Regions from separate parts of the Homo sapiens genome. Here region 2 is linked to region 1. The links are chromatin loops, found by intact Hi-C in ENCODE. Cell type or tissue: Calu3. All regions are shown on one strand. Links, peaks and the distances in the headings refer to the core of each region. The heading gives the core; the rest is flanking DNA.

What was found. Hi-C counts contacts between places; a loop is a spot of excess contacts. Peaks named below come from ENCODE experiments on the same cell type or tissue, not always from the same donor. Only the 100,000 strongest peaks of a DNase experiment are listed, where the experiment ranks them.
Region 2: it touches region 1 in a loop (5-fold over the local background); 2 of 110 quality-filtered maps call a loop at or near these places.

The regions. Positions count from the first base shown.
Region 1 is chr3:148,879,860-148,882,359 of GRCh38, forward strand. CPA3 (carboxypeptidase A3) reads left to right here. Exons shown (of 11, transcript NM_001870.4): 6 at 1-30; 7 at 1,663-1,773. Among named protein-coding and RNA genes, the nearest start is that of CPA3, 16 kb to the left of the region's middle. In Calu3, for the core only: a CTCF peak has its summit at 1,018; a DNase peak (open chromatin) is centred at 1,002.
Region 2 is chr3:148,374,019-148,384,518 of GRCh38, forward strand. The region is part of intron 4 of LINC02046 (long intergenic non-protein coding RNA 2046); the gene reads left to right. It overlaps LOC105374147 (a long non-coding RNA gene), which reads right to left. Exons shown (of 4, transcript XR_924566.2): 4 at 9,824-10,500. Among named protein-coding and RNA genes, the nearest start is that of LINC02046, 98 kb to the left of the region's middle. In Calu3, for the core only: a CTCF peak has its summit at 5,945 (motif pointing right); a DNase peak (open chromatin) is centred at 5,953.

The DNA of each region.
Region 1 (2,500 bases), core at 1-2,500:
CCAGCATTCTGCCAGTGGTTTGTCTATCAGGTAAGTGAATCAGAAGACTCCCAATTCTCCTTTGACTGCCAAGTCTCCAGCACTTCACTAAGTGGCGACATCTTTCCAAACACGCAATTCCACTTAGCTAGAAGAGCCCATACTTGGTGCTGTCAGGGAAGAAACGCTCTGAATTTTACTCATCATTACAGTTTTTATGAAATTGACAACTTCCCTCCAAACAATTCTTAAACTCAAGCTAAGAGTTTATGAAACTCACACTTTTCTTGGGCTATCACATGAAAGTTTTTACTGTAGTCAAGTATGGAAAATCTGAAACAACCTTCACATAACCTACAAATGTAACTTTTCTTCAATGAGCTCAAAACATAGATATTTAATTTTAATTCCTCTTTAGATAATACATTGGCCGCACATGTACTTGGAATTTTAATATTTAAGTTTCCTTTCTGAGTGAAAAATAACTCACTTTTTTCTTTTTTTTTTTTTTGAGATGGAGTCTCACTCTGTCACCCAGGCTGGAATGCAGTGGTGCAATCTCGTCTCACTGCAACCTCCGCCTCCTGGGTTCAAGCAATTCTACTACCTCAGTCTCCAAAGTAGCTGGAACTACAGGCATGCGCCACCATGCCTGGCTAATTTTTGTATTTTTAGTAGAGACTGGATTTTGCCATGTTGGCCAGGCTGTTATCAAACTCCTGATCCCAAGTAATCTGTCCCCCTCGGCCTCCCAAAGTGCTGGGATAACAGGTATGAGCCACCACACTGGGCCTACAATTCACTTTTTTAAAAGGTTTATCTAGTTTATATATTCAATATTCCTCTCACTCTATTGCCAATGTATTTTGACTCCTACCATATTTTAATTTTCTCTTTCTGTCAGCTTTTGCACATGGCACAGTGGTGAAATATGTGTAACAATGGTTTTCTGGGCATAGATATTTTTCTAGAAAAGAATCCACCAGGAAGTGACCTGTAGTTACTTTTGCTCTCCCAACTGAGGGCCAAGAGCTCCCCCTACTCAACACATAAAGGAATGCACATCACAGGTCTACAAAAAATCTTGTCTCCAATTCAGATGTACCTAGAAGGACTTCCCAAGAGTGGTGAGAGAGATTTTAGGTAGCTACAGAAAGTGCATGTGATTAGAGAAATTTCAGTCAGATATAGAAAAAAAAAAGTTGTTCAATCTCTGAATTCTTGGGTATTTTATTAATACAATTTTTTATTTAATCCTGCTTATAACTATCTCACAAATTCTCTCCAATATTTTCATATTCCTGTGCTTACAGACTCTATCTATATTTATGTAAAAGATGTGAGAGAATCAATTAAAAATAAGTTGTATTACAAATTTTCCATTTGGCTTCCAATCTTTCTATGAAACATATCTCTCATGCTACATTTGGAATGCTATAAGTCTCGATAATTAAATGCTCCTTTAAAGACTATTCATTTCCATTAATGTCACTAGTCTAAATAAGTTAGGTTTTTTTCCCCTTTAAACTATATGGATTGTTTATTTTTGTTCATTTTAGGGAAAATATGCTTGAAAACATGTGACCTTGGGAAGTGACTCAAGTTATTACTATTATAACCACAGCTTTCCACATAATAGCTAAACTTCATACCAATAGCTTAATTTTTTTTCACCTCCGACAGGCAACCAAAACTTATGGGAGAAACAAAATTATGACCAAACTCTTGGACCGAATGAATTTTTACATTCTTCCTGTGTTCAATGTTGATGGATATATTTGGTCATGGACAAAGGTACTGCTCTCTACTCTCTTGTTTGCATTTAGATATTATTTGCTGGCTTTAATACACAATGTTATGCATTCAGCTTAGGGTTTAGGTAACTAGTTAATTCTAATTCAGAAAAGTATATTTTTTAAAATCTCAGTTTCAAATTAAGTATGATTTCTTGGTTGCATAGGTATCCTTGAAATAATATAAAATTTTTGCTGCTGAAGCTAGTTATGTGGGAAAATGAAATAAAGTAGTAATTACAGAGGAAATGTATGATTGCATTATATGATATGGCATATCTAGCTAAGAATAAAGCCAATTAATTGATTTTAAAACAAAAACCTTTGTATTTCATCAATTTTGAATAGAATTTGAGGTAGAATCATTGTATCAAAAAAAATAAAAGAGAGGTACAGATACCTATTTGTCTTTTTACAGTATATTTTATTATCCTGCTTTTGCTAAATAAGAACTCTCAGGCAGACACTGTCACATCAAATTATTTTCTGCAAATAATGCTCCAACAGTAAAAATTTGACCTGCATTATATCTGAATCTATATATGGTGAACAAGCTAATGAAGTTATAATTTAAATTATGGTTAATTTCAGAACACCGTTAGTCATCTTCTAATACTGTGAACTAATCAACAGTGTTTAAAATTAACTGAATTATTTCATCAAAGCCTAAGGATATAATATTAAAAACCATGATTCTGAAAATACTACAAATTATAAGAAAACAATAT
Region 2 (10,500 bases), core at 4,821-7,320, 500 kb before region 1:
TTATCATATAAACACTGGTGCTAATTAAAATAATGGATTCTTTTAGTAACACATTCCAGCTAAACCCAGAATCACAGAATAATAATTTTTACCATATAGGGGAGAGATTTCATCAAACAATGAGTGTGTCTATATAGTTAGGCATTTTTACTGCATTTCTTTATGGTTTGCATATTAGACATATTTTAAATCCCATGAGTCCTGCAGTAAATTTTATACATTGTTAAATATTTTGTCCTTGACTGATTCTCAACTTTATCTAATACATTTTTATATTTGTAATTCATTTTTGTTTTAATGTTGCTTCTTCATTTCTAAAACTATGACTTCTAATCAACCTATTGATATTTTTATTTCTATATTATTTTGCAATTCACTGCAATTCATCACAGAACTTGACATATTTATTAACTATAAATGGGTTGTGGCCAAATTAAGTCATTAAATATGCTGTGTGACTTTCCCTAAAATATGCATGGCTCTTCTAATTAAAACAAATATTTATTTATGAAATTACATAGGTTGTCTAACTCCTTGAACATTAGGAGATATAAAAGATACACACCATTATATTGAATAACTCTGGCATGACAACTGTTTCAATTTAACCTTTGGATTTAAAGCTCTATTTTCATTATAATCCATATGTATGGATGTGTCAGCAAATGTTCACGATCAAAGAGAATATTGTGTATACTATATTCGCATTACACATTTATCTTTCCAATGGGTCATGCATAAACGAGGAATAATAACATCAATAAACAAAACCTATACATAATAATATAAAATATTCATCTTTGCCAATAGTTTCAATCTCTATTCCACCAAATCATCCCAAAATTTGTTAATCAGCAGCAAAATGGACAGACACAAAGGTCACACCCTTGCCTTGTCCATGCTCTAGAGGAAGTGTTAATGAGCATAAAATTAGCCAAAAGTTGGCAGCAGTTAGATGAAAGAGAAGCAGGAGGTCTGTGGATAATTCACAAACTAATCACCTTCTGAGTAGTTGGAAATAGGCCACCATCATTTTAAACTTAGTTACAGTCCAGTATGCATTTTTCCTGTGAGCACCTTTGTTGCACATTGCATAATATCTATTTCCATTTCTGCCATGACCACAAACTAAACTTGAATGATTTTATAATGATTTAAAGAAAAGCCTATAAAAATTCAAAAGCACACTCCTAGAGCACCTTCTGTGTGCTTGGATATATCCAAGGCTCAAGGAATACTGGGATGAACAAGATACATTTTCTTTCTTCATGGCACTTAAATTCCAGTGGAGAAGACCTACAATAAATAAGTAAATGGTGCCTTGCAAATTATTCTATCGCTGAGCAATATTATTGGAAATAGGAGTTATGGAAGGCATATTGAGTCGGCTGAGGAGAAAGTGGGTGATGTCTAAAAAGAGTCAATACACTACTCATTCTAGAAGCTCAAAGTTTAGAAGAATAGGAAGAGGCTTCTTGTTCTAAGCCTGTGTCCAGGCAATATTTTCTCTACAATTTCTTTCAGGTAAGTTGCTTTCCTGATTGCAACTATTCCCACTCATCCATCTTTGCTTTTCTAAAATGCCATTTAAATATGCAACTGCCCTGCTCCAAAATCTATTACAAAAATAATCAGCTATTTAATGTGCATGACTTCCAAGATCTGTTTCCAGCCCACAGCCCTAATCATCTTAATCTATAAAACATACACCTGGCTCATCAGACAAGCATACTCATCTGCCATGTTCATTCACGCACTAGGCTTCTATCGCTTAACCCTGCCCTTAACCCAACATGGTTTAGGAAATCCAGCATGAGTGCTACCTCCAGCTTTCTCTAAAATGGTGACACAACAGAAAAAAGATAAGCTTTGGAGTTAAATTCCCAGGTGAAAAGCCCCTGGGCCTCCCTGAAATCTAGTTTCATCGTCTGCAGAATGAAATGAAATAATCAATACTGTCTCAAGAATATGGTAAAGAGAATACTGAACCCATACTAACCTTGCTTTATTTTAATTTCTCTTTCATTTATTGACATAATGCTATTTTTATCTTTGTTTTATCTAATAATATTGATGACATTTGTTAATTCTGTCACTCAAGCAAAATTGCAGTCCTATGAGGACATACACCGTATTTCTCTCTTCTGTGTTCCTTGCTACAGTGCTGGACATACTGAAAATGCTCAAAAATATGTACTTACCAATTGATGAATGAGATACATGATTGCCAATAAGTTAAAAGAAATAATTGAATAATTAATGTTTTTGATGTAGTACAAGGGTGCTTCATCATAAGCGTAACTGGTTAGCAATGAAATCCAGCTTTGTCAAATAATAAAAAAAGAGAAATAAAATAATGCGAATAAGGTGGAAATATTTTACCAAAAATTTTAATATTTCCTAAAATTTAATTTTGGGACATTCAGAAAGAAGGAAAGTATTTACATAAGAAAGATAGAAGGCTGGGTGCAGTGTCTCATGCCTGTAATCCCAGCACTTTGGGAGGCCCAGGCGGGCGGATCACAAGGTCAAGAGTTCGAGACCAGCCTGACCAATATGATGAAACCCCATCTCTACTAAAAATACAAAATAAATAAATAAATAAATAAATAAATAAATAAATAAATAAGCCAGGCGTGGTGGCATATGCCTGTAATCCCAGCTACTCGGGAGGCTGAGGCAGGAGAAACGCTTGAACCTGGGAGGCGGAGACTGCAGTGAGCTGAGATCACGCCACTGCACTCCAGCCTGGGCGACAGAGCGAGACTCCGCCTCAGAAAAAAAAAAAAAAAAAAAAAGAGAGAAAGAAAGAAAGAAAGAGAAAGAAGGAAGGAAGGAAGGAAGGAAGGAAGGAAGGAAAAGGAAGGAAGGAAGGAAGGAAAGAAAGAAGGAAAGAAAGAAAGGAGAAATACGTTCAAAACAATAAAGATTAGCCATTTCGACATGAAGCTATACTGAATCTATTCTCAAATTCTCACATTTAACCTCAGAAATGTAGATGATATATGCTTGAAAATAATGTTTTTTTTCTACAAAGCAAGGTCATCATCTCTACAACTCAAAAAAAAGGTAACAAAACTTTGTGTTTACACATTTAGAAAAAACTAAAGGGAAAAAGTGCATTTTTAAAAATGCAGAATTTTCTAACTTTTAAAAAGTAAGTAATATGTGTTTCATATTAAATAAAATATTAAACATCCATATTTCAAGTAAAAGTTAGCATGATATGCCCTCCTATCCCCATTCTGCTGGGATAATACAAATGTGTTTCCCATTTCATATTTCATAATTAAGCACAAAACACCATCTAATGAAGTTTTTAGGATATCTTATTCAAATAGTGATTCAGAGAATCCTGTAGATGAATAAAAACACATGATCAGAAATGCCTGCACAGCCACAAAATCTCAACTATGTAATTAGGGGATCTGTTTTGTGTCTAGCTCAAATTACATATTATTTGATAAATATGTGTTTATCTGGTTATGAGACAAAATTCTCCCTCCTTTATGTTTGAATCCACATCTCTGATAATCAAAAAAGTATATACTTGATATACTTGAATTCATGAGAAACATACTCACTGAGTTCTAATAACATTTTCCACCAAACTCTTAACGCATTCATAATGGTTTATTTAAAATAAGTATTTATTAAAAATGTAATAAAACATGACAGTTATCATTGTCTGACTTGCAAGTAACAGGACCTAAATTCGAATTCTGGCTTTTTCATTTGCCAGCTTTACAGTATTACTTTAAAGAAGTTACTTAACCTCTCCAAGGCTTACTTTTATCATTTATAAAATGAGGTTAATGATACAACCACAGAGATCTTGAAAGAATTAAGTGTTCAATATATATTAATAACTGTTAAAACTAACTGCTTCCTGGCCTCAAAACTGAAAACCTTAAGGATGTATTATATAGAGAGTTTGCCTGTGTATCTGCCTCAGTACTTGGCTAAGTGACTGACATATAATATAGATATAATATTTTATGAGTAAATTAAATGAAAATAATTTGGGAGTTGAATGCAAAATATTTCTATATGCCTATACACTTGCAGGGTACCATCCAGAAAAGTTTTTCAGGATGTCATATTATTCTAAGCCATTGGTCAGGATGGAGGGAGAGAAGGACTTAATGAGATAAGGGGTTCCTCTGTGACTTTACTTTTGACATTTGAACAAGATAGTGCTGAAATTTAAATCTACTCGTATAGATTTCAAGTTCACTTACATATATACTTAAAAACTCTCCTATGTTGTTCAAATAATTAAATTTATTGCTTTTCAGAATTTATGCAGAATTGTGAGGCAAAACTTAAAAAATTATATGAGAATAAAGGCCAGAAGGTGAGTATAGGAAGGAAGCAAAACTATCTCAATAATTTAGGTTATAAAAAATTCTTATGTGAATGAGTTACAGAATTCTCAAGCTTTATTTGAGATAAGACACAAAACATGAAGCTGAGAATTGTAATTATTTCCTACAACAAAAAGTAGAAATAATTTAACACATAATGTTCTAATAATTTGACATTTATTCATTGAATATATATTTTTCTAAGGTATTTTTAGGTCCATCTTGTCCATACAGTAGCCACTAGACACATGAGACTATTTAAATTTAAATTTATATTAATTAATATTTAAAAATCACGCTAGGCACGGTGGCTCACACCTGTAATCCCACCACTTTGTGAGGCCAAGGCGGTCAGATCACTTGAGGCTAGGAGTTCAAGACCGGTCTGGCCAACATGGGGAAATCCTGTCTCTATTAAAAATACAAAAATTAGCCAGACGTGGTGGTGCATGCCTGTAGTTCCAGATACCCAGGAAGCTGAGAGATGAGAATCGCTTGAACTTGAGCATGGGAGGCAGAGGTTGCCATGGATCTGCAGCCTGGGAGTCGAGATCACACCACCGCACTCCCGCCTGGGTGACAGAGCAAGACTGTGTCTCAAAAAAAATAAAATTAAAATTTGTCCCTCAGTCACACTAGCCACATTTCAATTGCTCTATAGCCACATGTGACCAGTGATTACCGTATTGGATAGTTCAGAAAACATTTTTATCATCACAGAAAGTTTCATAGGACAATAACTCTTCTAGATAGTTTGGGGTCACAAAAAAGGCTGAGGGCAGTACATTATAGCCAAAGAGCTGAAGATATGCTAGAGGCGATGAAACATGAGCAAAAACCATTTTAATACAAAACAAGTTTTAATTTTACAAATCAAGTGCCACAAGAACACTAGTGACCACAGAAGACTGTTCGTTAAGATTTGAGTTTAATTTTGAAGAATGAACAAGATATTTACATTTGTTGCATGGCTTTAAGTTTCTCTTTATGTAAAAGATAAAATTTCTAGGGCAGCAATTATAGGAAAGTGAAGATTTTTAATGCTATTCGACTAATGTTTCTTCTTACTTTATAAGTGTTGTGTCTTTACTAGAAAAATCTAAGGGGATTTTACTTTCATCTTAAGATTTTTAGATCTTTCATCGTTCCTTAACAATTATTTGAAGACTCCAGAAATAATGCACTTCTAAATTATTTTAAATTCAAAATTGCTTCATTGAGATTTGGTACTTAACCTAGTTCATGTTAAGAAGCAATGAATATGATGTGTTAAATGCAAAAACAATGTGGTATCAGTGCTATGAATTTAGTTTATAAATTCCTTCCTGAGATAAAAGCATTCATATTAAAAATACAAAAAAGTATTTTTTGTTTTGTCCGATTCATCACCTCTCTACATCATTTTCTCTATCTTCCTAGGAACACAAACACAGACACTACATAAGGCTTAGAGCGTAAAATGGTAGGAAGCTATGACACTTGCCTGTTGTACTCAAGAGCATTACTGACAGGCTCTCACTTAATACGATGGAAAGAACCTCCCTTAGGTGTCCCAAGGAGGTGTAATAACTTACTAACACAAGGTGGTGCTCTGTTCTTATGAAACAGCCTGTCTTTGCTTTGGTTCTAGGAAGCAGAGGTCAAACATTCTTACAGCTTGACCATTTTTCTTGAAGGTTTTAAAAACTGTTAATGTCTCATTCTCACTTAAAAACCTCATCCAAACCATTTAAAAATCATTCTTAGAAAGCTGTCCTAATCATAATTCCAACCACTCAGGGAGGATCCAATTTATCTCATTGTTCTCAACAGTAATTTTGATGGCAGTAGGCCTTGGATCGCTCACTGATTGCTTCTTTTCATTTTTCTCTGTTTGTGATCCTTTTGATCAGATAGTTCTTACACTTTTTTTGGGGTTGTCTCAAGCCTATTGTTTCTGTAAACTGATCAGACTTTTTCCAGACAAAACTGCCAGATTGACCTCCAAATAAATGATTAGAACAACTTTGACTCTCCTTCAGCTAACCAGTCTATTATTATTTATTTATTTCATTTTGCTTCCTACGTATGAACATATATAATATATCGTTGTATAGTTATATTAATATGTTTACCTGTTGGTAAATCTCTAATTTCATCCTTCCTGTAGAAAAACCTTGACAATGTAATTTGAAAATGTGACATGCAGTTAACCACATTTAAATAATCCTCCTTATGACTGAACAGGAAACAGGCCAATGCCATATTCCATTTAATGATATTTTTAAGGGAAGAATAACTATAGCTTCAAATATGGATATATATGTACACATATATGTGCATCTACATATAACACAAAAATATACAAATTATAAATATCTATAAATATTCCTGGAAAGAGCTAAAGGCAGGATTCTAGCATTACATAATTTCACATATGCCAAATCCTCTAATCAAATGGAATCTGATTATTTATGCTGCCAGGTAGTTATATATTTCTTTCTAATACTTCTCAAGGAAACTTTCCATAGCTGTCTTAAATTTCTCAAGGACATTGATCTCAAAATAATCTCAACCTCTATTCTTCTATTCTGAATCTTATGAAAGCATTTATCTTGTTTATAAATAGCTAAAAACTTCTTAAGAAATCAGACTGGAAGAGGTTGCATATATTTCAAACATTTTAAAATCACAAAACAAAACCAGTAAGTCAAGAAAATAGACAAGAAAAGATTCCATTTGTTTTAAAGTGTGTTCTAAAATCATATCACTAATGAAAGTCTGCTGATGTCATGACAATGTCATAGCTTCAGCTCTTCAAAGAACATGTTGTCTGGTTACTATAGCATTGCTATATTTGGATTAATTAGAAACGGAAACGTGGATAGCATTAGCTTTGAAATTAAATGAGCCCCCTAACGGGGAAGCTAATTACTGAATTCATTCTGAAGATCTGTTTTACTCGTGAAAATTTAGGTTATTAAATTGAACAATATGTGCTCAGGACTAGAAATGGAAATCAGGGCATCCTCGGACGGAGCACAGGGGAACCAGTGGCTCTTATGGAGCCAGACCTGATATTAGTCTTTTGTTAGAGAGGATTATTATTGTTAATATTGTCACCTTTATGACAAAGGTTCTAATATGAAGAGTACTTGGAATTCTTAAAAAGCTTCCATTAGTCCATTCAATACCCTACTCTGACTTCCATTAATGTATCTTCCCTACTGTGTGATTAGGAAGCTCCACCGGAAGCCATAATCTGGATGCATTGGGGAAGATTTAGGGAGGAAACTTTTCCATAAGCTTGAAAGACAAAAATGGCATTTATCTGGGTTTCAAATGTTTCTTCTCCTTGAGGTTTCGTTTTCTGAATTAAAGTTTGAAGTGAACATACTATATATTCACAGTATTGTGCTTTTCAAATGTCCCCCTCACACAAACATACATACAAACACAGCAAAGATAGCAGGAGGCAGGTTATGGTCAGAGAAAATTCAGCTCCCTTTGTTATGCTATTTAAGTAATCGTTAAGTACATTACTAATATCCATGGCCATTTTTAAAACCAAGTAGCAATAACTAGTTTATCTCACTAAAGCACCAAGATCCTTAGGAACCAGAAAGAAGCTTTTCAGCATCACATCCAATATGCCCCTAATACTTAGTAAAGGCTGATATGATGATGCAGATCTTTTGATCACTTTTGGGATTAAGATCCAAGTTATGTTACTAAATCCCAATTCAATAAGGCAGTGCGGAAGATGCTGACCTAGCAGGGTCTTTATAACTGAAAGCCAGTGTTTGGTTTTATTGACAGAACTTTGTGCTAAAGACATGGAGTTTCCCAGCTACTTCAGGGTTATCCCAGTTACCTGTTCTCTCTCCACCTCCCACAGACTATATTGTGATAATCTCTAGAATTATCCCCAAAAGGAAGAAATAAAACATCTGCTTGGTGTATTCCTTATCAATCTTTATTCTATACTTCTCTTTCTGGATTCTCCATGATTCAGAGCACCTCCAGCCATATTCCAGCTGTGTGGTGCAAAGGACCCAGGCATTGTTTTAAAAATTCTTGAATCATAATGAACTAATAAGGTCCTCAATATAGCATATTTCTCTCATTGTTTAGGTGAGTTAAATTATTTGTAAGTTACAAAAGCCATGCATCTTTCTTGTTTTACTCCAAACATCATATTGGCACTTCATAATAGAAAAATTGAAAGTTGGCTATGTGGTAATATACTTTTTATCATAGACTTGTGTAATACTGTATTAATATATAACAAGTCCATGTAACATCTTTATTTTGTCTAAGAAATAAGTCTAGAGAAATGAGTGATTTATTTTTATAGAAACTGCATCCAAGAACTGCAGAGTTTTCAGCCCCAGAAACAAGAAAACAAGAACCTTATCAAGATATGGGTGCTGTAATGGGCTAGATTTTTCTTTAAAAAGAAAGAAAAAAGGAATAGGGAAGGTGTACGCAGTCTTGCAAATGAGGCAAGAACTGTTCTACAGAGTCAGGAGAGAGTCGAAATAAGGATGCCTGATGCTGAGTTGCAGAATCATTAGACTGTTACTCCTTATCTTCTTTCTGCCTGTGAATAATTTCAATGACCAGTACGTAGTAATGACATTGCGTATGTATACATGATAATATATTATGCAGTAATTTAAAATATGTTGGAAGTGTTGTGCCATTGGAAAAATTGCTGAAGGGGTAATGTTATAAAAAAGGCTTAGTGCAAGAAAATAAGATAGGTGATATAATATCAACTATATGAAACGTTTAGATAAGTAACAAAACTAGAAGAAAATATGTCAAAATGTTAAGAGAGGTTAGGATTTTAGGTAGTAACTTAAGGCCCTATATGTCTGGCCACCTGTAATTCTCTGAGATCATCTTTTACTATTGCTTCACTCCCCATCCCCCACAACAGTATCCTGCTCCAGCCACAGTACTGTTCTTCTTCTTATTGTTATTAAGTTCTGCGGTACATGTGCAAAACGTGCAGTTTTGTTCCATAGGTATACACGTGCCATGGTGGTTTGCTGCACCCATCAACCTGTCATCTACACTAGGTATTTCTCCTAATGTTATCCCTCCCCCAGCTCCCCACCATCTGACAGGCCCCGGTGTGTGATGTTCCCCTCCCTATGTCCATGTGTTCTCATTGTTCAACTCCCACTTATAAGTGAGAAGATGTGGTGCTTGGTTTTCTGTTCTTGTAATAGTTTGCTGAGAATGATGGTTTCCAGCTTCATCCACGTCCCTGCAAAAGACATGAACTCATTCTTTTTTATGGCTGCATAGTATTCCATGGTGTATATGTGCCATGTTTTCTTTATCCAATCTATTATTAATGAGCATTTGGGTTGGTTCCAAGTCTTTGCTATTATCAATAGTGCCACAATAAATGCTATATAAAATTACATCCACACTTTATTTTTCTCCATAGCTGTTACCATTACCTGACATAACTTACCAACGTAGGGATTGCTTTTTGCTAGTATTTCCCAAGAAAACAGAATGATTGCTTAGAAAGGGAGAGAAGAGGAAGCTGAGGGTGTATGTTAGAAAGTGATGGAATTTAGGCTAATAAGAAAGGAAAGAAGAATATTTGGGAGAGGCAGAGATGTCAGGCAGAACAATCACTGGATTATACATCACAAAAATTTTGAGGATCAGGGAACCAGGATAAATAAGCCTGGAAAAATAAGAAGTACTAGTCAAGAATGTTGTTGTTTGTTTTGTTTTGTTTTGTTTGCTTTGGAAGTGAGAATTGTGGAGGGATTGCAACTACTGTCTGGTGTCATTTCCTTACCTTTATAGACACCCTGCCTAATGGGTTTTGGACTGAATTATTCAGGAGGGGAAAAGAAAAAAAGGGGTAGAGGATATTCCACTCTTACTATTTTGATGTATATAATTAGCAGGCTCTGTCTAGATAAGTATGCACCTATAGTAACTTCCTTTTGAAAAAATAAAAATCAGATCTAATGGAACATTTGCAAACTGCTTTTCTTGCACTCAGTAATGTGTCATGGACATTATTTCATGTTAAAAAATATAGATATATATTTTTAAAACTATATAATATTTCACTACTTGTAGAGACCATAATATAGTTAACCAGTAACTGATTGTT